Regions from separate parts of the Mus musculus genome. Here all the other regions are linked to region 1. Evidence: chromatin loops called from intact Hi-C (ENCODE). Cell type or tissue: left cerebral cortex. All regions are shown on one strand.

Evidence for each region. Hi-C counts contacts between places; a loop is a spot of excess contacts. Peaks named below come from ENCODE experiments on the same cell type or tissue, not always from the same donor. Only the 100,000 strongest peaks of a DNase experiment are listed, where the experiment ranks them.
Region 2: it touches region 1 in a loop (5-fold over the local background); 2 of 42 quality-filtered maps call a loop at or near these places.
Region 3: a loop joins it to region 1, with 7 times the contacts of the local background. A loop is called at or near these places in 8 of 42 quality-filtered maps.

The regions. Positions count from the first base shown.
Region 1 is chr14:106,497,759-106,505,758 of GRCm38, reverse strand. It overlaps Gm29871 (a long non-coding RNA gene), which reads right to left. Exons shown (of 5, transcript XR_874942.1): 3 at 4,726-4,826. Among named protein-coding and RNA genes, the nearest start is that of Gm29871, 15 kb to the right of the region's middle. In left cerebral cortex, a CTCF peak has its summit at 4,968 (motif pointing right); DNase peaks (open chromatin) are centred at 4,523 and 4,983; H3K4me3 peaks cover 904 bases; H3K27ac peaks cover 596 bases.
Region 2 is chr14:105,181,060-105,189,059 of GRCm38, reverse strand. No RefSeq gene overlaps it. Among named protein-coding and RNA genes, the nearest start is that of Rbm26, 7.7 kb to the right of the region's middle. In left cerebral cortex, a CTCF peak has its summit at 3,973 (motif pointing left); a DNase peak (open chromatin) is centred at 4,008.
Region 3 is chr14:105,894,072-105,902,071 of GRCm38, reverse strand. It overlaps Spry2 (sprouty RTK signaling antagonist 2), which reads left to right and starts at 5,253. Exons shown (of 2, transcript NM_011897.3): 1 at 5,253-5,484. In left cerebral cortex, CTCF peaks have their summits at 3,040 (motif pointing left) and 6,923; DNase peaks (open chromatin) are centred at 5,713, 5,838, 6,866, 7,389 and 4 more places; H3K4me3 peaks cover 5,387 bases; H3K27ac peaks cover 5,262 bases.

The DNA of each region.
Region 1 (8,000 bases):
GATATTTTATAGTTCCATCCACTTGCCTAAGACTTTCATGAATTCATTGTTTTTAATAGCTGAGTAGTACTTCATTGTGTAAATGTACCACATTTTCTGTATCCATTCCTCTGTTGAGGGGCATCTGGGTTCTTTCCAGCTTCTGGCTATTATAAATATGGCTGCTATGAACATAGTGGATCATGTGTCCTTATTACATGTTGGAGCATGTTCTGGGTATATGCCCAGGAGTGGTATAGCTGACTTCTGCTTCAGCTACCTACTTCCATGCTTCCCCCTCTGGGACCCACAACTTCCATAAGTTGCTTTTGACCATAATGTTTTATCACACACACAACAAAAAGTCACTAACATATCTGTGTAAATTTATTGATTTTTCACTAGTGTCCTTACCAAGTCACTACTTTCTGCTATATGAATGACTTCCATAATCCTACATGTCATCTCTTCTATTATTCTACACTACCATCATTCAGAACTGTTGTAATCTTAAATATTTATGACTTCTTTGCAATTATCCCAATTAAGCAAAACGTTTTTCCCTCCAATTTTTTATTAGGTATTTACTTCATTTACATTTCCAATGCTATCCCAAAAGTCCCCTATGCCCCCCCTGCTCCCCTACCCACCCACTCCCACTTCTTGGCCCTGGTGTTCCCCTGTACTGGAGCATATAAAGTTGGCAAGACCAAGGGGCTTCTCTTCCTAATGATGGCTGACTAGACCATCTTCTGATATATATGCAGCTAGAGACACAAGCTCCGGGGGGTTACTGGTTAGTTCATATTGTTGTTCCACCTATAGGGTTGCAGACCCCTTTAGCTCCTTGGTTACTTTCTCTAGTTCCTCCATTGGGGGCCCTGTGTTCCATCCAATAGCTGACTGTGAACCTCCACTTCTGTGTTTGCCAGACACTGGCTTAGCCTCACAAGAGACAGCTATATCAGGGTCCCTTCAGCAAAATCTTGCTGGACTCTGAGGAGTCCTGAATCAACTGGGATTATAAGAAGGATATGCTCCAATCAAATATATTGAAGCAGAAAGATTTTTGAAGGTTTAAAAAAAATAAAAATTGTTCATATTACCTCCTATTTTTCTAATGACAATGACGCTCAACAAAAATACAAAATAAAATGTTTTACTTACCAAAACTATTAAAAAATCAATATGACTCCAGGCCCGTCATACACCTGTAGCACTATGTTCTCTTGAGGCTGAACCAGGAGGGGCTCTGAGTCCAGGAATTTGAGGCTAATCCAAACAACACACCTAGACCTTATCTCAAAATCAGTTAACCATGGTACTCTGTCAACTTGGTGTAATTCCCTCTTTTTCAGTGTTGAAACAAAATGTATTCTTATTCCTGCTGTTGGAATTCTTTTATATATTTATGTATTTTTATTATATTCACCCCCATCCTTCCACAGTTCAACTTCCTTCTTACTTGCCCAAAATTGTTACAGTATTTTTTTTAATTATTCTTTAAAAATAACTCTGTGCCACTCAAGTGTTCTCTGATGTGTATGGTCTTCTCCTGAAGGGTGATTCGCTTACCAGCAGTTCCACATTGAGAACGTTCTCTCCCTTTCTCGGAGCTTCTGGTTATTGCCAATGACTCCGTGCCCTGGTGTGGGAGAGTGTGCCTAGCTGCTTGGTCTCTGCTTGGAGATGGCCAGGCTTGGGGTTTTCCAGGTTGTGTATATGCTGATACAACTGCTGTGAACTTACGTGTTCAACTGCCCTGCTGTGGCGGGAAGATGTCATTTCTGTGTATTCATTCACGGGCTCCTTTTACACTCCCCCCAGCTCCCTCTCTGCAGTTATCCTTGAGACTTGAAAGAAGTCATTTCAGTTAACATGCATTCCTGCATTCCTATTAGGGAGTAGTAGCCTGTAATGTCTTAATTTTTGCACCTCTGCCTAATGTGAGTTAATCAAAATCTAATGCAGTTAGAAGCTTCTCCGATAAGGGACAGGAGATGCATTGATCAATGGCTGTAACAATAATAATGTCATTGGGAATCAGTTTAATAGTACTTTCAGTTAGCAGCATCATAGGAACATGCTCTCCCTAGGACCAAGTGTCTGTCTAGCCATAAGTTCTTAGCCTTGTAAAGGTGCTAAATACGTGTTTCATCCTGTAGAGTGGAACTTACATACAATCTACGTTATAACATGATTTTTCCAGTGGTGCTCACACCACTATTGCACCAGGAGGCATGTTTTTGCAGACTAGTCATTACTGTACATCAGAGGGTTAAGAAGCAGATATAATGGATGGTTCTTGTTCTTCTCCAGTAGCTTACATAGCACTTTCCAGCACTGTGGAAAGAGGCCAATAGGGACAAAATATCCAAGTCCATAACAAGTGTAATTTTGCCAACCTTGATTTTGATGACTCAAGCATGGGCTATTTTCAGTAATTGGGTCTTACCATCAAACTCTGGAGGGTAACCAAGAGTATTGGCAGTAGTTTGTAATGTTCTGGGGTGGCCTATGGAACCTAACTGGCCCACCTCTAAAAAAAGGTAACTCATAGCTTGCACAGGGCATTTTATTCATGAGCCTTTGTTATCTAGTAGGAGCATTTTTTTTCCATTACGTGGTAAGATCATTTTAACTCTTTTAGTGTATGTGTATAATATATGTGGACCTTCTGTAGTACTAGAATTCCACATGACTTTTTCAAAAGTTCTTTGGAGTTAAGCCTACTCTCTTATCTACCCTACCCCCTTCCTCCCACCCCAGCTTAGACCTTCCATTCTGCATTTTAACCCTTTGAACCAGTAAACTCTATCTCCCCTCTCTTCTCTCTCTCTCCCCACTTCCTTTAGTAATTCTCTGACTTTTGTGGTTATTCTAAATGAAACACACATAGCTGTAGATTTAATACTGGCATCCACAGATAAGAGAAAACATGTAGTAACCTTTGTCTCTCTGTGTCTAGGTTATCTCACTCAAAATTCTTGTTTCCAGCTTCAAGCAAGTTACCTGCGAACTTCATAATTTTCTTTTTAATGACTGCTGAATAACAATCCATTATGTGAACATATACTTCCATTGTTCATTCATTGTTAGCAGATGCCTGCACTCTTTTCACTTCTTGGCTAGTGTAAATAGAGCATCAGTGATCTTGGCTCATCAGGTATATCTAGAGGAGGGTACGACATTTCTATAAAATAAAAACTATATGTAAATGACTACAGATTCATATCCCACTAAATGATTTTACAAAGTCCAGTATATAATGTGATTTTCTCTTGATTACTGCATTGGCTACTTTTCTTACTACTGTGACAAAACGCCTGACCAAGACATAGGGAAATAAGGTTTTCTCTACCTCACAGCATAAAGATATGGTGAGTAACCAGAGAGGGTGTCGCAGCAGAAGCACCCAGTGGCTGTTCAGCGTCTGCAGTCACCGAACTCTGTTCACCTTGCTTCCCCAGCCCCCTTTTGTTCCAGTCCATTCCCTAGCCATGTAGACTTCCCTGTCCACATTCAGAGCAAGTGTTCCCCCTGAGAGTGCTGTCATATACATACCATGGATGTGTCTTTTAAGTGACTAGAAAGCCAGTGAGGAAATCGAGACTAAACAGCACTTGGTGATGATGGTGATAAATGAACATTAAAATGTCATGATAATCAGACTGAGGGTTCAGTCAGTAACTGTGGCATTAGCATGAAAACCTGAGCTCAGATCCCAAAACCCATGGGGGTAAAAAGATGGTGTGGTTGCACCCCTCCTCAGTAAGTTATTCAGAACTGATCAGTCCTAACTGGACAATCAGCGTTCTTCAGTGGAGTGGCCCTGAGTATATCAACCACGCTGCAGCGTTGGTCTATGCTGTCCAGCGCACATTGAACTCCGTAGGTAGTCCAGCTTAGTTGCAACTAGCTCTCTTTACATAATGATTCATATCTATAACTTCAACACCCCTGTAATTTTCAGAGTTGGGAATTCATGTGGTGTGAGGTGAGGTATTTTCTGTCATCTGTCTGTTTTGTCCGTTTAGGAGGTAGTGTGCAAGGAGACTGGAGTAGAGAAAGGAAGGCAGAGGATGATGTAGTTAAGGCTCAGGAGAGAGAAGGACGACACACAGCTAAGATAACGCTTTTTCTATTACTACCATTCAGTTTTTAAACTGAAAATAACACATTTTCTATTTTGACCGTTTAATATTTAAACTTCCGTTCTCATTTCTCAAAACTAAATTAGAAGTAATACTTTGAAAAAAAAAGAATATCAGCTTTCTGCGCAGAGGACAAGAAGAGAACTCTAGGTGAGCTTGCTAGGACTATCACAACAAATTAAAACATGTAGATTCCTTAAAGTGCAGAAATGTTTCCTTGTGGATCTGGAAACTGGAAGTGCAAGATCAAGGTATCAGCGGAACGGACCTCTCTCCGTAGATGCCTCTGCTTCGCTTGTAAATGGCAAATGGTGTGACGTCACACACGATTCTCTGTATCCTCGCCTCATAAGGACTCAGGAGTAATGGCAGGTTCCCCACCCTTCTTATCTAACTATAAAGACCCATCATCTCCAAACACAGCACAATCGCGCTCTTGAGGTACTGGGATCAGCACACCAGCCTGTTAACGTGGTGGTAAAGGCTGCAGAAGGGAGCCTGGAAACAGAGTGACCGATACAGTTGGAGGTGGGGAGAAGGGAATAGAAACACATCTAACTTACAACGAGGCATCCTGTAAGGCTAAAGTCACCTGAAACGTCATCATCATGGTGCCGTTTAAGCTGCCCGGATGCTGAGGAGGGTGGGAAAAGGAGACCTTCTTTCATTCCTCTGACTCTTTCGCAGTTTACTCTGTGAAGGAAATATTCGGTGTTAACATGGGGAAAGTTGTTGACGCGTATGCATCCTTCATTGAGAGTCTAAGATAAACAAGTTCAAGTTGAGAAGTGAATTGCGTATGTAATTGCTCATCTTTCATTAGAACACTAGAGGGCGCCCTTCTCTTCTGTTAAAACACTGCTTCGAAATGAGTGGAAATAACAGGAGGGATTGCTCTGTAAAAATCATGGTTTTGTTTGGATAATTATGGGCTTGCTTCCACGTTCATTCCATTCTAATTTTTCTGATACCAAAACCAGCATTTTAAGTAATACTAAGCAGACTCGTAACTGAAAGGCCAGAAATAAGTATCGTGGCCGAGATCCTTAAGCCTGAACAGCTGCTAAGCACAGCCGGGAACAAGTGTTTTGTACCTCTTGCAATTGTCTGTTGAGTGTAATCAGCCTACGTTTCTGTGTTTAGGATTAGGGAGGGTCCTCCATGATTGTTTTCTGTATCTCACGCTCTCAAGTGAAGAGCACATTATTCTAGATTGGTGCATCTTTTAACAAGAGTGTCAAGGAGACCAGCCAAGCATTAAACATAAGAACCAAAATTTCAGCGTGGCCCAGATAGTGTTAATGACCAATATTTCGTTAGCATTTCTGATGTCAAATACCAAGCACTTTATTAAACTATTTTAGGGACACTATTGTGAACGGCTGTATTTATTGTCATGTTTAATATGGAAAGTGTTATAGCATTATGAAAAAAACAGATAGCCTATGACGAAAGGTGGCTTTGTCTCTTGGCATTACTGTATAAACATTTCATACCCTGCATACTTTATAGAGTTTTACTTCTAACAGTTTTGAAAGCTAGGGGTTTTGACTGTAATGTGCCTATAGTGGCAGAGTCTAAGGGCCTGGTCTCTGCTTTCAAATGACAAAAAGAAACCTGTATCAGCACACAGGGAAAGACAGAGGGACAGAAGGACTGGCCTGTTCTGGTTAGCACTTGGATAAAGTTGATCTCATTGGTGGGAGGAACCTGTATCAGCACACAGGGAAAGACAGAGGGACAGAAAGACTGGCCTGTTCTGGTTAGCACTTGGATAAAGTTGATCTCATTGGTGGGGGGAATGGGGCCTCCTGACTCCTCACTCTGACATCCCTTACAAGCCCTGTTCTTTAACCTACCTATAAAGTGGGGATTTTCTTAGACACATTTACTCCCTAGCAAAAGCCATTTGCAGATTTTAAGAAATGCTATGGAGTTTTGTTCGTATTTCTCTCAGGTAAGAAAGAATAAATTTGCGAGGATGGCTTTTGTGACCTGTTGGTGGCGAGTGTGGTAATGCAGGGGTCTGCCCCTAGAGTGGATGAGAACAGTGAGACATATTCATTTTGAATACCTGATAAGTTTGAGAATATTCACCGATTCTGAAATCATGTCGATATTCTGCTAATTATTATCCATCCCAATTAAAAATCTGAGGGTTAGATTTTTTTTCCAATATGCAATTTTAAATCTGTGATACTAGACTGACACCATCAATGTTATCTCTGACCTAAGCACCTTTCAAGTGCTTTTAGGTTGAGAGAAGTAGGGTAGCCCAGACTTAAGTTCCCAGAACTGCCATGCAAAGCTCAGAAGAGCTGGAGGGATGCTGCCAGTCACCAAGGAGACCAATTGCTAAATATCCTAAGCAGAGCTAAGTGCTATGTACAAGACCATGTCCATATGACAACATCTTCACCATGGAGAAAGTTCCCAGGATTTTATAGTGAACATTCTGCAGACCGTTGACCGACCTTGGAGTCTTATCAAAAGGAAACGCTCTGGGAACACTAACTCTGCATCGGGTACAGACCAACAAAAACAATGGGTAAAAGGGATGCTGGTATAGATTGTATTGACGGAGCGCATCTTATTCATATCAAATGGCAAACTTGTAAGGACATTACTAGAACTGTTACCTGTTTGTATTGAAAGAAGCAGTGGGAATATTAAAGAAAAGGAGGCTGACAATTCCCTCAAGTTAGTGGCACGAAGCAGATTGATATACTCACTCAGGAGCGAATGTGTGATGGTGTTCATGAAAAAAAAAAAAGTGGGAGGAACCAAGAAAACGGGTTCTAGTGAGAGTCCGTGCCAGTGCGCGCCCTCTGCCTCGTCCATAATGCAGCCTCACAGAATGATTGCACAAGACTTAATTTTTCTAAACAAGACAACACCTTCAAAACAAATTGAAGACTTCCCGGTTTTTTCACGATTAGATTGCAAAATTTACCAGGCCGCATTTTCCTTCATTTCTCTACTCCCAGCCCTGTTTTGAAAGGAGGATGTCTATACCTTCCTTTCAGGGCACACACTACACTTCAAGCTGTGTGTAACAACAACATGTAACCTGCGGGTTTACTTGCACAATGAAACAAATGCACAACAAAGTGGTGTATACACAAATGAACCAATACCCAGCTCTCTAAATTAACAGTCAGGGAAACAAATAGCACTGTATATGCTCTTTGTGTAATATATTAGACATTACTGACATATGTTTATTTTATTTTTATCCTACTCAGTCTGTATGTTACTTGTATATATGCTTTCTGAAGAAATGAAAAGGAATCATAAATTGAACATCTACCTCAAAATGCCTACAACGCAAGGAAATTGGTATATTAAAACATATAAATATATATTTAAATGAACTTTTGTCACTAGGGTTGACAATGGGAATTCTGAAAGAACAAAAATGTCCCATGAGAAAAACATTGTGAGGAGCGAAACAGACTCGGGCTCCAATCCCTAATGGAAATGCTCTGAGACCTATCTTCCAGTAATTTTACATTCTTACATAGTCCTGCCTGTGGTGAATAAGAGGGATTCCTGGGTTGTTTTTAAGCAAAATAAAGGCAAAATTCATTCAGTATTTTGTCATGCCTTGTATAAAACTGAGCACTTGTTTGTTATCTCTTTGCTGGCTTTGCAAAAGCAAACGTTGAAGGGAGGCAGCCTACAAACAGGAACGAGGGGTAAACTGTGTGAACAGAAAGATTCTGACAGCCAGAAAGAAGCTGAACTGACATCCCCAAACTGAAAGAATACAAATTTAACACACAACAGAAGAGAGCTTAGAGGTGCATCCATTGTGAGTAAACTTTTATGTCAATTACTGAGAAATAATCTAGCATCCCTACAAAA
Region 2 (8,000 bases), 1.3 Mb after region 1:
TGGGCATAAGACACAGCTGAATGACAGGCAACAACTGTTACAGGTTATTTGAACCTGTTTCCAGTTCAGGTGTGGCTTAGCCTTTAGCATACGTCTTTAATTTTTCTGGCTGGAATACAGACCTGCCCTTAGTACTCTCCTTTAATCCCAAACAATGAAGGTAAAGTTAGTTTGTGGAAATAAGCACCCATGTTTGAAAGTGATGTCTAATTGGTGGCAGAAAAAGTGACGAATCAGAGAAAGATTTGACAGAACAGGATATGCCCAACACTCACAAGAAGGGAAGGAAGAGAAGCTATTTAAGGGAGAGACAGAGATCAGCAGAGTTCATGGAGAGCAGGACAGTAGAGTTGAGAGAAAGAGTGACGTTTCTGTCTGTGCCCGGAGCTGATCCTGTTCCACAGTGCTCCAAACCCAAATACTGCCGGGAGAGAGCTGGTCTCCTAGGAGTGCAGACGCACCTGTGAGCACAGGTAAGACCACCACTTCTGTTCAAATTCCTGGCCCAAGAGGGGCCAGCCCAGAGCCATCAGAACACAGGAACCAAAGAACAGCAAGGGACAGGATCCTTCCGGTTTCTGTCTGCACCTTGGAACTGACCCTGTGCCATAGCTCTCCGTATCCAAATTCCTCCCTGAGAGAACTGGTGTCCCAGGAGTACTGATACACAGGCTAGCAGGAGGGAAAAACCACAGTCAAAGAAAGCAAGATCAACTAACACCAGAGATAACCAGATGGCAAGAGTCAAGGGCAAGGACATAAGCAACAGAAACCAAGGCTACTTGGCATCATCAGAACCCAGTTCTCCCACTACCGTGAGCATGGGATACCCAAACACATCAGTAAAGCACAACTTTGATTTAAAATCGCATCTCATGATGATGATAGAGGACTTGAAGAAGGACATAAATAACTCCCTTAAAAAAAAAATACAGGAGAACACAGGTAAACAGGTAAAAGCCCTTAAAGAGGAAACACAAAAATCCCTGAAAGAATTACAGGAAAACACAACCAAACAGTTGAAGGATTGAACAAAACCATCCAGGATCTAAAAATGGAAATAGAAACAATAAAGAAATCACAAAGGGAGACAGCACTGGAGATAGAAAACCTAGGAAAGAGATCAGGAGCCATAGAGGGAAGCATCAGCAACAGAATACAAGAGATACAAGAGAGAATCTCAGGTGCAGAAGATGCCACAGAAAACATTGACACAACAGTCCAAGAAAATGCAAAATGCAAAGACCTCCTAACCCAAAACATCCAGGAAATCCAGAACACAATGAGAAGCAAAACCTAAGGATAATAGGTATAGAAGAGAGGGAAGATTCCCAACTTAAAGAGCCAGTAAATATCTTCAATAAAATTATAGAAGAAAACTTCCCTAACCTAAAGACAGAGATGCCCATGAACATACAAGAAGATTACAGAACTGGAAATAGACTAGACCAGAGAAGACATTCCTCCTGTCATATAATAGTCAAAACACCAAATGCACAAAACAAAGAAAAATATTAAAAGCAGTAAGGGAAAAAGATCAAGTAACATATAAAGGGAGACCTATCAGAATTACACCAGACTTCTCACCAGAGACTATGAAAGCCAGAAGATCCTCGGCAGATGTTATACAGACCCTAAGAGAACACAAATGCCAAGACAGGCTACTATACCCAGCCAAACTCTCAATTACCATAAACGGAGAAACCAAGCTTTTCCATGACAAAACCAAATTTACACAACATCTTTCCATAAATCCAGTCCTACAAAGGATAATAAATGGAAAACACCAATACAAGGAGGGAAACTACACCCTAGAAAAAGCAAGAAAGTAATCTTCTTTCAACAAACCCAAAAGAAGATAGCCACACACACATAATTCCACCTCTGACAACAAAAATAACAGGAAGCAACAATCACTATTCCTTAATATCTCTTAACCTCAATGGACTCAGTTCCCCCATAAAAAGACACAGACTAATAGACTGCATATGTAAACAGGACACAGCATTTTGCTGCATACAGGAAATGCACCTCAGTGACAAAGACAGACACTACCTCAGAGTAAAAAGTTGGAAAACAATTTTCAAAGCAAGTGTTCCAAGAAACAAGCTGGAGTAGCCGTTCTAATATTGAATAAAATCGGCTTTCAACCAAAAGTTATCAAAAAAGTTAAGGAAGGACACAGCATACTCATCGAAGGAAAAATTTGCCAAGAACTCTCAATTCTGAACATCTATGCTCCAAATGCAAGGGCACCCACATTCATAAAAGAAACTTTACTAAATCTCAAAGCACACATTGTACCCAAAACAACAATACTAGGAGACTTCAACACTCCACTCTCATCAATGGACAGATCATGGAAACACAAACCACACAGAGACACAGTAAACTAACAGAAGTTATGAACCAAATGGATTTAACATATCTATATTATATTTCATCCTAAAACAAAAGAATATACCTTCTTCTTAGCACCCCATGGTACCTTCTCCAAAATTGACCGTATAATTAGTCACAAAAGAGGCCTCAACAGATACAAGAAGATTGAAATAATCCCATACATCCTATCAGATCACCACGGACTAAGGCTGGTCTTCAATAGCAACAAAGGCAACAGAAACATACTCATGGAAGCTGAACAACATCCTACTCAACGATAGCTTGGTTAAGGAAGAAATAAAGAAAGAAATGAAAGACTTTAGAATTTAATGAAAATGAAAGCACAATATACCCAAATTTATGGGACACAATGAAAGCCTTGCTAAGAGGAAAACTCATAGTTCCGAGTACCTCCAAAAAGAAACTGGAGAGAGCATACACTACCAGCTTAACAGCACACCTGAAAGCTCTAGAATAAAAAGAAGCAAATACACCCAAGAGGATTAGGCAGCAGGAAATAATCAAATGCAGGGCTGAAATCAACTAAGCAGAAACAAAAAGAACTACACAAAGAGGGAGAGTGGAGCAGCACAGAAGGGGAGGGAGGCAGTTTTACTGGGAGAGTTTTACTGAAACATATCGAAGAGAGGAAAACAAAGACAGAGGCAAAGACAGAATGAACAAGAGAATGAGAAAGAGCCAGAAGATTAGATAAGATTGCTAAAGTTGGTTTGAGGCCAAGCAGAACAATTCAGAGAAGCTGAGAGAAGCCAGATTGAGTCATTCAGCTTGGAGAGGACTTTTCGACAGAGCAGCTGAGTTGAACCAGTCAGCCAGAGTTCAGAAAGAGCTAGAAAGCGTGAGTTTATTCAGTAGTAAGTCTCAGAGGCTGAAAACTCACTAGACCTAAATGAGATTGTGTGGAAGCTAGAACTTCCAGGAGTAGGCCTAGGATAGAAGATGGAGGCTGTAAGCCTCCCAGACAATTACCACAGGAGAATAAAAGCTACGTTTACGAAGAACTTCATTTATACTCTTGACCCTTAAATGCATACTGCTCAGTGAGAGAAACTAGTATAAAGAGACTAATATTATACTTAGCGCTATAAGCACTATATTCATCTTGGAAAGGGCAAAGTTGTGAAGTCAGCAAGAAATATTTAAATGAATGTGATTAATTTTATGTATAAGATTCAAATTTAAGTTGACTTATTTAACACATATTATCTAGCATGTTTTATGCTTATAGCTGGAAATTTCTTTTTAACTACTCTGTAAATCTAGTAGTCTCAGCATATGTTAAAAATATATGTATATACAGATATACATATATATTATGTATGTAAATATGTGTGTATGTACATATGGAAAATAAATTGAAAGCATGTAATTTTAAAATAACTTCTAAATAAAAATAAGGAATATTAACATATTTTTTGCACTTCAACAATTTTCACAATAACCAAGAGTACGATTTTTTGTTTACTACTCTATTTTTATTGTATCAATAATAATGTCATTCTAAGTTCAGTAACTTTTAAAGCAGGAAATTTTCTTTACTAACTTAACAAAAATATGTGGGCTCCCTCTACTGGATCTATGGTAGCATAACCAAATGTACATTTGTGTGTATGTGTGTACGTGTGTTTGTGTGTGTGTGTGTGTGTGTGTGTGTACAGACAAGAACATGATTCATGCCATGAATTCACTCTGCTAATGTAAAAGAACGATTTTATGCCTCATGTTACACTGTTCTACAACTATACAAACATTAACATTTCACTCTAAATGTTGAAGTTTTAATTATGATTGAATGATTTGATATTCCCCCCAAAGTAGTATCTCTTACATATTTCTTAATAGAAAATTTCTCCACATGTATACAATATATATGAGAGGTTTTTTTTGTTTTTTTTTTTTTAGTTTTTAAATTTATTGTGACTTTCAAATTTCAGGAAAGAGAAAGCCTATATGCTGTATCCCTATATTGATGATTCATTGACTAAGTACATCAATAATAATAATGGCATTCTGTACTATGACATTCCATATACAGGAGCAAAGAGGAATATAAAATGTTTGTAGAGTTAAGCAATGGCTCCTGGGACTCTGAGTATTGCGAATGAAACTTTCTGGAGAGAAATTGCGCCTAACATTGAACCTTCTGTAAGGATGATTAACTGATGAGAACTTCAAAGATGGGAATGGGTGGTCCTCCAGTTCATATCCCAGAGTCCCTTGTACTCACTTCCTTTGTGACTCCAGGTACTCAAGACGTAGAAATGAAGATGTGGTGGATCCTCTGGAGCAAAATTCCAGATTTCCCAGGGTCTCCCAGAATCAAAGCATGGCTGAGCAGACTTCCTGATGCTGAGTGGGCAACATGGTAATAGCCACAGGTAAGAAAGTCAAACCAAGCTGGTGGTGGTGGCACAGGCCTTTGAGGCCAACCTGGTCTACAGAGTGAATTCCAGAGCAGTCAGGGCTGCACAGAGAAAAGAAAGTTATATTGAGGATCAGATGGGTGCTTCTTTATTCTGAAGATAAGTCAGGGGTCATAGTAAACAAGAAAGGTGAGATGAAAGGTTTTGCTATCACAGGTCTGGTGTGCAGACTTGTGGCCTAGGATTGCATCCAATGTAGGCAGCATTGCATGGTTCTCCAGTATATGTGTAAAACAGATTCATTGAAAAGTCTTCCTTCTGTATCTGGTCTCATCAGTTGCTGGATTAAGTCTGACTCTATTGCCTACTTGTGGGTCCCTTTTCCTTCTCCTGAGTTGCCTGGTCCAGCCTTGATGTGATAGTATGTGCCTAGTGTTACTGTGATGTTTGATTGATGTCCCTGGGAGAGCTGCTTTTTTCTAAGGGGAGGGAAGTGAGTGTGGGAGGAGTGGAGTGGTGGAAGGCTGTTGCTGGGGGTTGGGGAGGAGAGGAGGAGAAACTGTGATGAGAATGTAAGGTATGAGAGAAGAATAAAGTTAAAAAAGATTCAAAGATTGTCTAGAGGTTGGAATATGCATGTCCAGAGCCCAACTGTGATTGATCTTGGGCTACCTTAGCCCCTTACTAGGCTTTCCTTGTCTATCTCTGTGTCTCCTCTAATATCTTCAATGCTATCAGATGAAACCTTTTAGATTGTATTAGCTTAGATTACCAGATTCAACCGAACCAAAAGCTAAGAATATCATTAGATAGCGTCTGTCTTAGTTAGGGTTTTATTGCTGTGAATAGATATCATGACCATGGCAACTCTTATAAAGAATAACATTTAATTGGGGCTGGCTTACAGTTTAAGATGTTTTGTCCATTATCATCATGGAGAGAAGCATGAGAGCAAACAGGCAGACCTGGTGCTGGAGAAGAAGCTGAGAGTTCTACAAGTTGGTCCTTTCCAGCAGGGAAGTGTGTGCCACACTGAACATAGCTTGAGCATAGGAGACCTCAAAGCCCACTCCCATATTGACATTTCTTCTGACAAGGCCACACCTCCTATTAGTGCCACTTCCTCTGGTTCCCATAGGCTCATATGTTTGAATGCTTGGTACCAGTTGGTAAAGTTAACAGTGGGAAAGATTAGGATTGTGGCCTTGTTGGAGCAAGTGGGTCACTAGGGATGGGCTCTGAGGTTTTGAAAGTCTGCACCAGGCCTAGTCTGTCTCTTTCTGCCTGCAATTTGCTGATCAGATGGAAGCTCTCAGTGCCATGCTGGCTTGCCTGTCACCCTCACTTCCTGCCACGGTGTTCATGGACTAACTCTCTGAAACCGTAAGCAGTTTCAACTAAACACTTCCTCTTATAAGAGTTGTCTCTGTCATGGTGTCTTTTCACAGCAACTGAACAAGACTAAGACAAACATGATCATGTTTCATTGTATCCATGCACGAAATTACCAGAGAATAAATTTAAAGACTGCACTTGGAATTGAGACATCTTTGGGAACAATAGCTGGAGGCAGAAGCCATCTCTGAGCTTCCCTTATGTGCTTAAAGTGGCTCTTTTTCAAAGGGAACACAAAGAGGAGTGGAGCCTCCTATCAGAAATCTCACCTGCCGGTGAAAACTAACTTGGGTCACAGAAGGCCCACCTCATGTTGTGGTTACGCCCCCAATCAGAGAGTTGTTTTTGTTGCTACTCCTTAATGGTACTTTTGCTACTGTTATGAATCATAATGTGAATATAAGATGTGCAGGAGATCTGAGATGGGGTACCTGGGAAAGAGTCCTTCAACACTCCCCAGGGGGTCTCTACTCACAGGTTGGGAACCTGGATTAGAGGCTGGTAACACATGTGCATAGTCACTTATTCTTCCAAAGGTCAGTGAGGAAGAATTTTTTCTGACCTGAGTGACCTTTCACCTGTCTAACAAGACACCTTTTATTCTAACTCTCCATAATTTTCTTTTAGTTGCTGTTCTTATTAGCTTCTGCTGCTGCCGCCACCAGTAGCCCCAGAACTCCATTTCTTTCTTGCAATTCAGGATGCTATGTAAGCTTTAATCATCTGATTGTACTGTAAGTTTGTTTTGTGGGGTGCCTGTGCATACACACATGAATGTTGCGTTCCTGTTAATCCATACTATGTTAACCTGAAGAACTTTAGTGAGCGCAGTGTATTTTAAAATTGATGTTTACCACAGTTGATACTATTTTGCCACATTACCAGCGCTCAGTGGTCATACATTGTTGATAGCTATGATAGAAGACTGTGCATCCTTCAAACTGAATGCATGCTGTTGCATGGGGGGATTGGATTAAGCCAATGTCTCCCTGCTGTTGTTTTTCTCTTCTTCAGATTCTGGTCTTCAAAATGATGGCCTTGAATTTCAAAAGCCTTAATTTAGGTTCTACATCATTACCTCTGTAGCAGACAGTTCTGTCCTAAGGTTAATGGAAACCACGAATAGCCTGTGGAGGTGAACTGACTTCTGACTTCAAAAGAATATTTAATTATTCCCCCCATTGGAGTTAGGATGGAAGGAAGGGAAAGGGAGGGCAGGGTAAAAGATGAACTTATTTACGTATTTATTCACTTATTTAGACTATTGTTGGCTTAGAGCATGGAGACACTGCACCATAGTTACTCATTGACAAAGAAGAAGGAAAGGAAGTGACAGAGACTCCCTAGACAGGGATTTGGGCCAGTCTGCAAATGGCTGCTTGTCATGGCATCCCCAAGGCAGAAGTTTGTGTTTGGTTTTGATTTTGGGAATAAAGCCTTTTGTCTTTTTTGAGAATTTTTTTTTCTTTTTTCTTTTTTCTAAAAACAGGCTCACTGTGTAGCTTGGAACTACTTTCACAATCAAGGCCTCCCATGTGCTGGAGTTATAGGCATGAACCACCCACCATGCTGGACTGAAGTATTTAAGATATACAGTGGGGTGCTGGAGAGATGGCTCAATGTTTAAGAGTGCTCTCTGCTTTTCAGAGGGCCCGAGTTAGGTTCTCAGTACCCAAGCCAGGCAGATCATAGCTTCGAGGGGGAAATGGTAGTTTGTGTTCTGATCCCAATTTACCTCGTCAGCAAGTGGTGAAGTACTTTCTTCTGCGTTACTTATGCTTGCCACAGGAAACATTGCTTGTCTTTGCAAGTAGCCCTTAGTCTGGTTAAGAAAATATA
Region 3 (8,000 bases), 600 kb after region 1:
AACATAGGTTGAGAACTACTAGTGAAGACGTATTAGTGTTAGAACCCAAAAAACTTTGTTTCAACTCGAAAAAGTTCAGGGGAACCCTGATGTAGATTGCCCAGAACTTTGGCATAGTCTGTATCTTTAAAAGCTGATTTATATAACTCTACAATATTTCAATGACAATTTTATTTACATTGTATATATTATATTGTAATTTAATATTTCAATGTAATTTTAAAACGTTTTCTTCCCCTGAGAGTAACCTAAATGTGTACACAGGTATACTCTAGTCACCAACCCAGACCTATTCAGATGTCACCTGTGCACTGAGACCTGGAACTGGCTGCTGGCCTTCATAGTTTGGTGTCTTGCTAAAATAAGAACCGTGGTAGAAATTTCTGGACCACATCTTCCCTAGAGAACAGCCTGAACTTCCTGTGCCCTTTGACCCAATGCCCACACAATGAAAAGTATAAAATTAAAACATCCACACATGTGGAAAAACCATGCCTGTCTGCCTGCGTTAGGGAGCAGAGGCAGGAAGATTGCCCAGAGGTTGCAGGGAGTCCTTCCTGGCTACATAGTGAGACCTTGTCTAAAACTCAAACTAAAATACCCTGTGTATTCAGAAGCCAGATCTTGCTACTGTTACTAAGCATTACCAAAGGCCAAGGGCCACAACTGATTCTCACTTACACAAGGCTTTAGCATCTAATTTTTTAAAGATTCAAAACAAAGAAAACACACAGGAGAGTAAATGTGAAGTTGAAAGGACAAAGGACAAAATCTCTGAGCATGCAGACCTAAGAAGGAAGTTTAATCCTTAGGCCAAAGAGCAAATACATTGAAAAAACAAAAAGAAAAACCCATGGAGCCAGCAGTGGAATCATTTCTTGCCTTGTTAAAAAGTTTCAGTCCCCTATCTGACTTTGCATAAATTGTACTAATGATGTGCAAGCATCTAGCAGGAATATTCATTCATTAACTAGCACAAACCCACAGGTGGATTCCAGCTAAAGAGGTAGCGGTAGGCGGACAGACAGGAGCCGGAAGCTCAAGGTCACTTATCAAGACTACTCCTCTCACCCCTGGTTAACCTTAGATCCTGCTCTGAGTTTAGTTAGGGATGAAGGACATCTGGGAAGAAGGTTAGATTCAGAGATAAACTGCTTCCAGTCCTCCAAGCAATCTAGATAAGACATCAAGAGGTCTATTTTGAATTCCTTTGCTTCTTTATTGAAGCCACTCCCAATTCCCTTCCTGGAGGCACTATCACCAGAATGTGAGGAATCAAAGAAATTCAAAACATAAAATGATAACAGCCCTGGCTGCCAAATGAAAAGGTCCCCACAGCACAGAGCCCTCTGCTGCTGGAAGGTCCGGGAAGAGTTCTTGCATAAATGAATTTTACTACCTCAGGTGGGCTGTAAAAAGAAAATGGTGGCCAACTGGTCCAAAATGTAACTGTGCTGTCTTTAAATACAAATACAAAACCAAAAAACAAACCAACAAAAACTCCTTTGGTAGTAGAACAAAATGTTTAAATACTGATTAACTCTTTGTGTTAAAAGCACATTGTATGTTTGCAAAATTTTCTCTTACATTTTCAAAACTAACACCAAACCTAGGAAGGTGAAGGGATTTTTTTTTTCAAATCTCAGAAAGAAACTAGATTGAGAATCTTTTATAGATACACTTTGCCCACATTGTAAAGAAGACCAAACAGCTTAGACCAGCTGGCAAGGACAATCCTAAACAGTGTTTCAGTTCATTGCACACAACTCTAAAGATGCTTGCTTACACCTTCTTCTTCACTACCTTCTACCAAAGACCTGAGGAGGTGAGAGTCCCAGAGTGTTTATATTCTACTTCACTAATAACAACAAATGAGGAAGGCTATAGTTATGAAGAACAAATATATGAAATCAGAAAATAAAGCCAGAGTTGAGAACACTAGTACACAGCAGACTCTGCTCAACAGCTAGCCCCGGTAAAGTATATTACTTCACGAGTCCTGGGAACCTGGAGTTGAGTATCTCATTGCAACATCGAGTCCCTTGGACTTGTTTGTGTTTTGTTTCACAGTGCCTGACAAGTGGTAAAACCTCTGCTTAGGGCAGAGTTCTCTTTCTAGAACTTTCCACAACACATCTGAAAGTGAGAGTTCTCTTGATGTTTGTCTGAGCGCTACCATTACCCTGGATTCTCTTCCACAGTGGACTCCAGTTTTAATCTGTGAGCATGATAACTGATTTGGAGGCACAGCGGTTTCATGAAACACCTCATTGTGCATATACAATGTGTGCACAAATACAATTAGTCTTTTTTTATTTTAACAGTAGTCTTTGGAAGCACAATATAGTAGCTTATACACTTCACTGGCTGAAAAACAATAAAGCACTAAGATACAGCCTAAGGAATAATTTAAGAGAATCCAACAGATTCTTCCATTTATTTTGCTCTTAAGTTACAGGTAAAAATGTTTTCCTAATGTGAGGATTATGAGAGAGAAAACCAGTAGATTATTACCTAAAATCCTTTCTAATGTATGAAAGATAAGTAGGAATTCTTACATTCTTCCCCAAGCATCCGGAAGTTCCTGATTTAAATTCTATTTTATGCTTTGATTCCTAATGACCTGTTGGCAGAGCTCCTGCGGCGCTGGAGGAAATGGCATGGGGCAAATGTCTCCCAAGAAGCGGCCACCGGGTGCAAGGGTGTGAGGGGAGGTGTTTCCCTTGCCAGCTCTGCTTTCAGATGCTAGCTGGTCACACACCAGCAACTCCTTTCTGACCTGCCTCCCACAACCTGCCTTTGACCCTCCTAGCTCCTGGGTGGAAATTTCGAATTTCTTCGGAATCGAACCAGCTCAATCTCAAAGGGAATGTGGCTAAGGGGGGTGACAAGAAATTCCACCTTGCCTAACGTTTATACTAGAAATCTTAGACTCCCGAAGCCGGCCAACCCACTTCTTTGAAAGGAAGCCCCCCAGCAGGTACTGAGTCCCGCAGAAGAAAGCAGCTCGAGGCCCGCGCCTGGCGCTCGCCCCCTGGCGGCTCCTTCGGGAAGCGCAGCGGCGCCCGCGCTCGCCTGCTGGAGACTCCACGGATTCCGACGCCGCGTGAGCCGCGGTGGCCGGAGAGGCCCTGCTGTCCTGAGCCCAGAGTGGCTGGGACGCGACTGAGTCGGCCGATCGAGCGTCTTCCACCCTCAGCCGTGGAGTTGGGGGGACGCAGGCCAGCGCCCGGAAATAACGCATGCCACTTCCCCTGCCATCTCTAGTTCCAAACCCTAGGCGAAGGAGGAGAGTGGTTGGAGAAACACCGAGAGGGCAAGGAGAGAGCGCAAGCCAGGCGAATGAGGTGCCAGGATAAGTTAGAGACGTCGCCAGAAGGCAGCTAGAGCCCAGGGTAGCAGCGAACAGGTGAGGACTGGAGCGAGAGAAGTCAATCTCCACGTTTTTAGGAGCTCTAACCTCGCACCGTGCAAGGTCGCAGGTGCTGTGCGGGGATTTTGACCTTATAGCAGGTACCTTCCGGTTTAAAAAAAAAAAATGTAAAATCTCAGCTAAAATTGCAACGTGTGCGTGTGGATGCATTTCAGTGACCCCCACCCCCCCGCGCGTGCTTCCATGTGCAGGCACCTTAGTACAGCCGCGGCCAGAGAGTACCTATTTAGAGTTTTAAATGGTTAACTATAGTCCGCTTCCAACATGAACAGGAGGAACTTATATGAGAATGTTCTAGGTGACAGATAGTGGGATTTGAAAGATGACGCTCTTTTTATTTATGGTTTCGCGAAGGAGGAATTCTGTAGTGAAACAGACTCTTCCCCCCCCCCCCCATTTCGGAAGTCCATGATGTCGCCCTGAGTAATCGCGTGGGTATTACAGAATTAATTTAAAAGGTTTTTGCATCGAGCAAAACAGTACCAAAAAAAAAAAATCTTCAAAAGGCCTCCATCTATAGATAATCCCTCTTAAAAAGGAAATTCTAACAAACTACAAGTCCACACACAATCCAAAGCCAATCCCAGCCAGAGCAGAAGGGACTTGAAACCCGAATCTACATTCCGTTCCTCCCGTACAAGGCTCGGGAGGTGGGGGAGGCGGGCTGTGCTGGTGCCCGGTGTATAATCGGGTTAATCCAGTAGACAAAGAATAAACCAATAGCCCTCCCACCTCACTTCCCGCTCCCCTTTCCCTCCCCCTCCTGTTCCCCCACCCTCTTCGCCCCCTGGGCATCGGTGGGGGAGGGGTGCGGTGGAGCGGGGCGGGGTGGGGGGGAAGACAGGAGAGAAGAGGTAGGATCGAAATGGAGATTCCGAATCGAATCTAAAAAGCTGCGACTCGCTTTTCTCGCTAGCACCGGGCGGCCGGGTTAGTTTGCAACGTTCTTCCTTCTCCCCTCCCGGCGGCGAGGGGGAGAAAGTTCCCCAAGCGAGGCCAGCCTCGGGCTGGTATGGTAGCCTCTGGGTGGGGGCTATGGGGGGGGGGACCCTTTAAGGTCAGTGTTTCCTTGAAACTAGATAAACTGACCCCGCGGCGGCCCGCGCGGCCCCGCGTGACGGCGCCGGGGCTGCAGGAGCGGCTGGGGACGCGCGGGGCGGCGCGGTTGCCCTTTTGAATGCCTCCTGCGGCTCGGAGCGCTGGCGGGCGCTGGAGCGCGAGTGAATGTAGCCCCGCGGAGCCAATGAGCTGGGACCGGATGCGATATATCCTCTGGGACAACAACTGCTCTGTTCCGCCTCGGATCCACATGACGCCATTTACTGCTGCCGCGGCCGCTGCAGAGCTCCCTGCCTCCTCCGGAAAGGCGAGGGCGCAGGCCAGCGGCGCCCTCCCCCCCCGTACCCCCCCCCCCCATCCCCGGCCGGGCCCCAGACCCTCCTCCCCCGCCGCCTCCACCCCCTCCGCACCCCCACCCCCGCCTCGGCTTCGCCGCCGCGCCTCCGCAACGCCCAGTCTGCACGAGCGAGAGCTGCGCGCCGCAGCGCCAGCGGAGGAGAGGGGCCGGCGGAGCGCGCAGCGCCCAGGCCCCCGCGCGCGCCCGGCCCGGCCCTCGGCCCCGCGCCTGCCTCCACTTGGGAGCAGCCCCGGGCCCCCGGGTCTTGGCGAGCTGGCCTTAGGTTCTTTGTAAGGCCGTGCTCGCCTCGCTTTCTCTCATCGACCAGGAAAAAAAGAGACTCGCCAACGTTGCCGCTTCGGCCTCTTGTTCATTGAGAAAAAAAAAAAAAGGAGAGAGAGAAGGGGGGAAAAAGGAAATACTCCGCGTGCGCTTCTGGAAGGGAGGTCATCTATCCCGGAATCCGGGAGGGTTCCAACGGTGGAGGACTGGGTTCCAAAATTTCCCCGTGGTTTTAATCCACCGATTGCTTGGAAGTTGGACTGAAGCAGAGTTTGGAAAGAAGGAAAAAGTTTGCATCAGGACTGGATTTATTTGCACATCGCTGGAAGAAGAGGATTCAAGGGAGAGGGGTTGGTGCAAAGCCGCGATCACGGTGAGGAGCGTTTGGCTTTTCCCCTTCTGGAACCATAGCCGGCCGGGAGTGGGGTCCGGGTTCCTCTCTCCACTAAACCAGCTTGCTTCTCGGGAGCATTAGGGAACTACCCCGCGGATCTCCTTCGCCTAGAACAGGGGTTCGGCCATGGCCGGGCTACAGGGTACGCCTATGCAGTATCCCCCGTCCCACGACAGCTCACTCGTAAGGGGTTTGGGGCGGAGGACCGCTTCACTGCGTTCTACTCCTATCCCTGCATTGGCGACGATTCAGTCGCCGAGAGCTTTAAGGGAGGGAAAACACAAAGTGTTTTCTAGGTCGCTGTTGCAGGCTCTGGCATTGCTAACCTGTTCCTCCATTCGTTTGAAGGCTAAGTTGTAGAAGAGCCATCCTGAGGCGGAGGCGCCTGTGGGGCTGCGGTACTGGGCTTCTCACCTCTCCACCTCACCGGGCCAGGAGACCCGGCAGGCGAGCGGAGGCGAGAGTGCCAGGCGGAGGGAGTCCCCGCCTCTGCCGGGTGTGGACAGTCTAGCCCGGTGCGGGTGGGAGCGTCGCCCAGCCTGGCGCCGCGTCTCTGCGGTTCGGAAGTGCAGCTTTCTCTTTTTTTCCGTTCTTCGTGGTCGGCCTAGGTCACGCTTTTTTTTTTTTTTTTAATATATTTGGACACTGAGGCTGACTTAGCACAGGAAGAGATATCAAGTGGTCGCGATCGTTTTCCATTACCTGAAAGTAGGTGGCAAAATAAAAAAGGCTAGTTTTTTCCCCCCTTCCCTCTTTTGTGTTACTGTTTTTAAGATTTGGAGTCTTAACGCCTTTTTTACAAAGGGGTTTCTGTGTCGGTTTGCCCCACCCTAGTGCTGAAGTCCTTTCCCCCTAATCCTTAGTCTGATCACACACTGTTCTTAATGGGGGTTTCAAAGCACTCAAAGGGGGAGGGAGAGGAACTGGGAGAGCGCAGAAGGGGGGGGGGCTGCATTGGAGGCGGCCAGGGATCTGTAGAAATCAACTTTTTTTTTTCTTCCAAAAGATGCTACTTTGCACAGCAAGCAGGTCCTCACGGAAAAGTTTCCGATCCCCGGGGCTCATAGTTGTGTATGCCTGGCGGGTGCAGTGGGGCTCTGGATGAAGCTATTTTTCTTTCGTTTTAAGAAGTATGTCTTATTCTTTCTGATCTAAAAGGAGGTAGGCGTGTGCAGATTACAGGCAGTGCTTGCTTAGGTCATTGCCCCGTGGAGTCGCTCTGGGAGTGTGGGTGCAAGCTGTGCGCCCTAAGCCCGGCTCTTCCTCGGGCCGTCGGCTTTGGAAACTAGTGAGGACGGCCGTTTTGAGGGCCTTCCCAGAAACACCTTGTGGTGACCTTGCGGCGGGGGGGTGGGCGTGTTAGAGTGGCTCCCCCTCTTGGGGCCGGATGGCAGTTCCTCTTGGGTTGGGGGAAATTTTAGCCGCGGGGGTGGAGGAGGGGAAAGTGTGCTCGTGCCTTTCATGACACGTCCCCTTCGGAGGCGCCCGCGCCCCCTGCCTGCCTCAGCTTCTGCAGATTGTACACGGGAGGGGCCGGGCTGGCCCCTGGACAGCGTCAGTCCGCCTGGAGAAAAGTCCCCCGGGGTTCTAGCTGAGTCCCACCTGCTGGGGACTGTGTGGGGGCGCAGATAGAGCCGATAAACGGGTTGAAAGCGAAGAACAGCCTTGTGTACCTTGCTGTTGGAGGTGAGCAGATCCGGTTTCCAGCTCTGTCTGGTTTGTCACCTGCCTTGTTCGCTGTCCTTTTCCAAAAAGCAGAGGTTGGGTTAAAAAAAAAAAAAAATCCGGTTTTGCTTATTTTCCTTTATTTTCATGTGGACTCGGGAGAGGGGATGGGATGGTACTTAAATCGAAGCATGACTGTAATTTTTAAGTTTACTTGACAGGATCATAGGCTTCCACTGTGACATTTCAGATTCCTAAAACTTTTCTTGTTGCAGTTACTTGCTTTGTGCTCTCGGGTATTTTTCAAGATGAGAAAATCATGGGGTGTTTTTGTGTGTGTGTGTGTGTGTGTGCATGCTTTATTTATTAAAAAATGACTTGTGGTTCGGAACCTAAGGCTAGACGCCTAGGATGTGGGTCTGTAGAATATTTGATGTACAAGTTGTGGTCTTAGGACTTTATTTTCACGTGCTACCTAATGGAATTCGAGATGACTTACTTTAATTATATAACTTTATGCTAATAATATTTATTTAAAACTCCGCTTTAATTGCCCTTGAAATGTTCTTTTTAATCACAGCCGTCCTATGGGATTGGAAAAAGATAGGGATTAGACCACTCACGGTGCAAGTGTGATGTAGAAAAAAAAAAAAAGACTTGACCGATACGTTGTAGGTATTTGTTGGTGTTTCATGTAAAAATGATCGCGACAAACTTAAACCTACTTCAAGATCTGAAGAGTATACCTGTGAAACTGTTGGCAGCAGTTATGCGCCAGCGTTTCCTGACAATTTTTTCATCCGGCCGGAGCCTTCTAAATTGCATGTTTA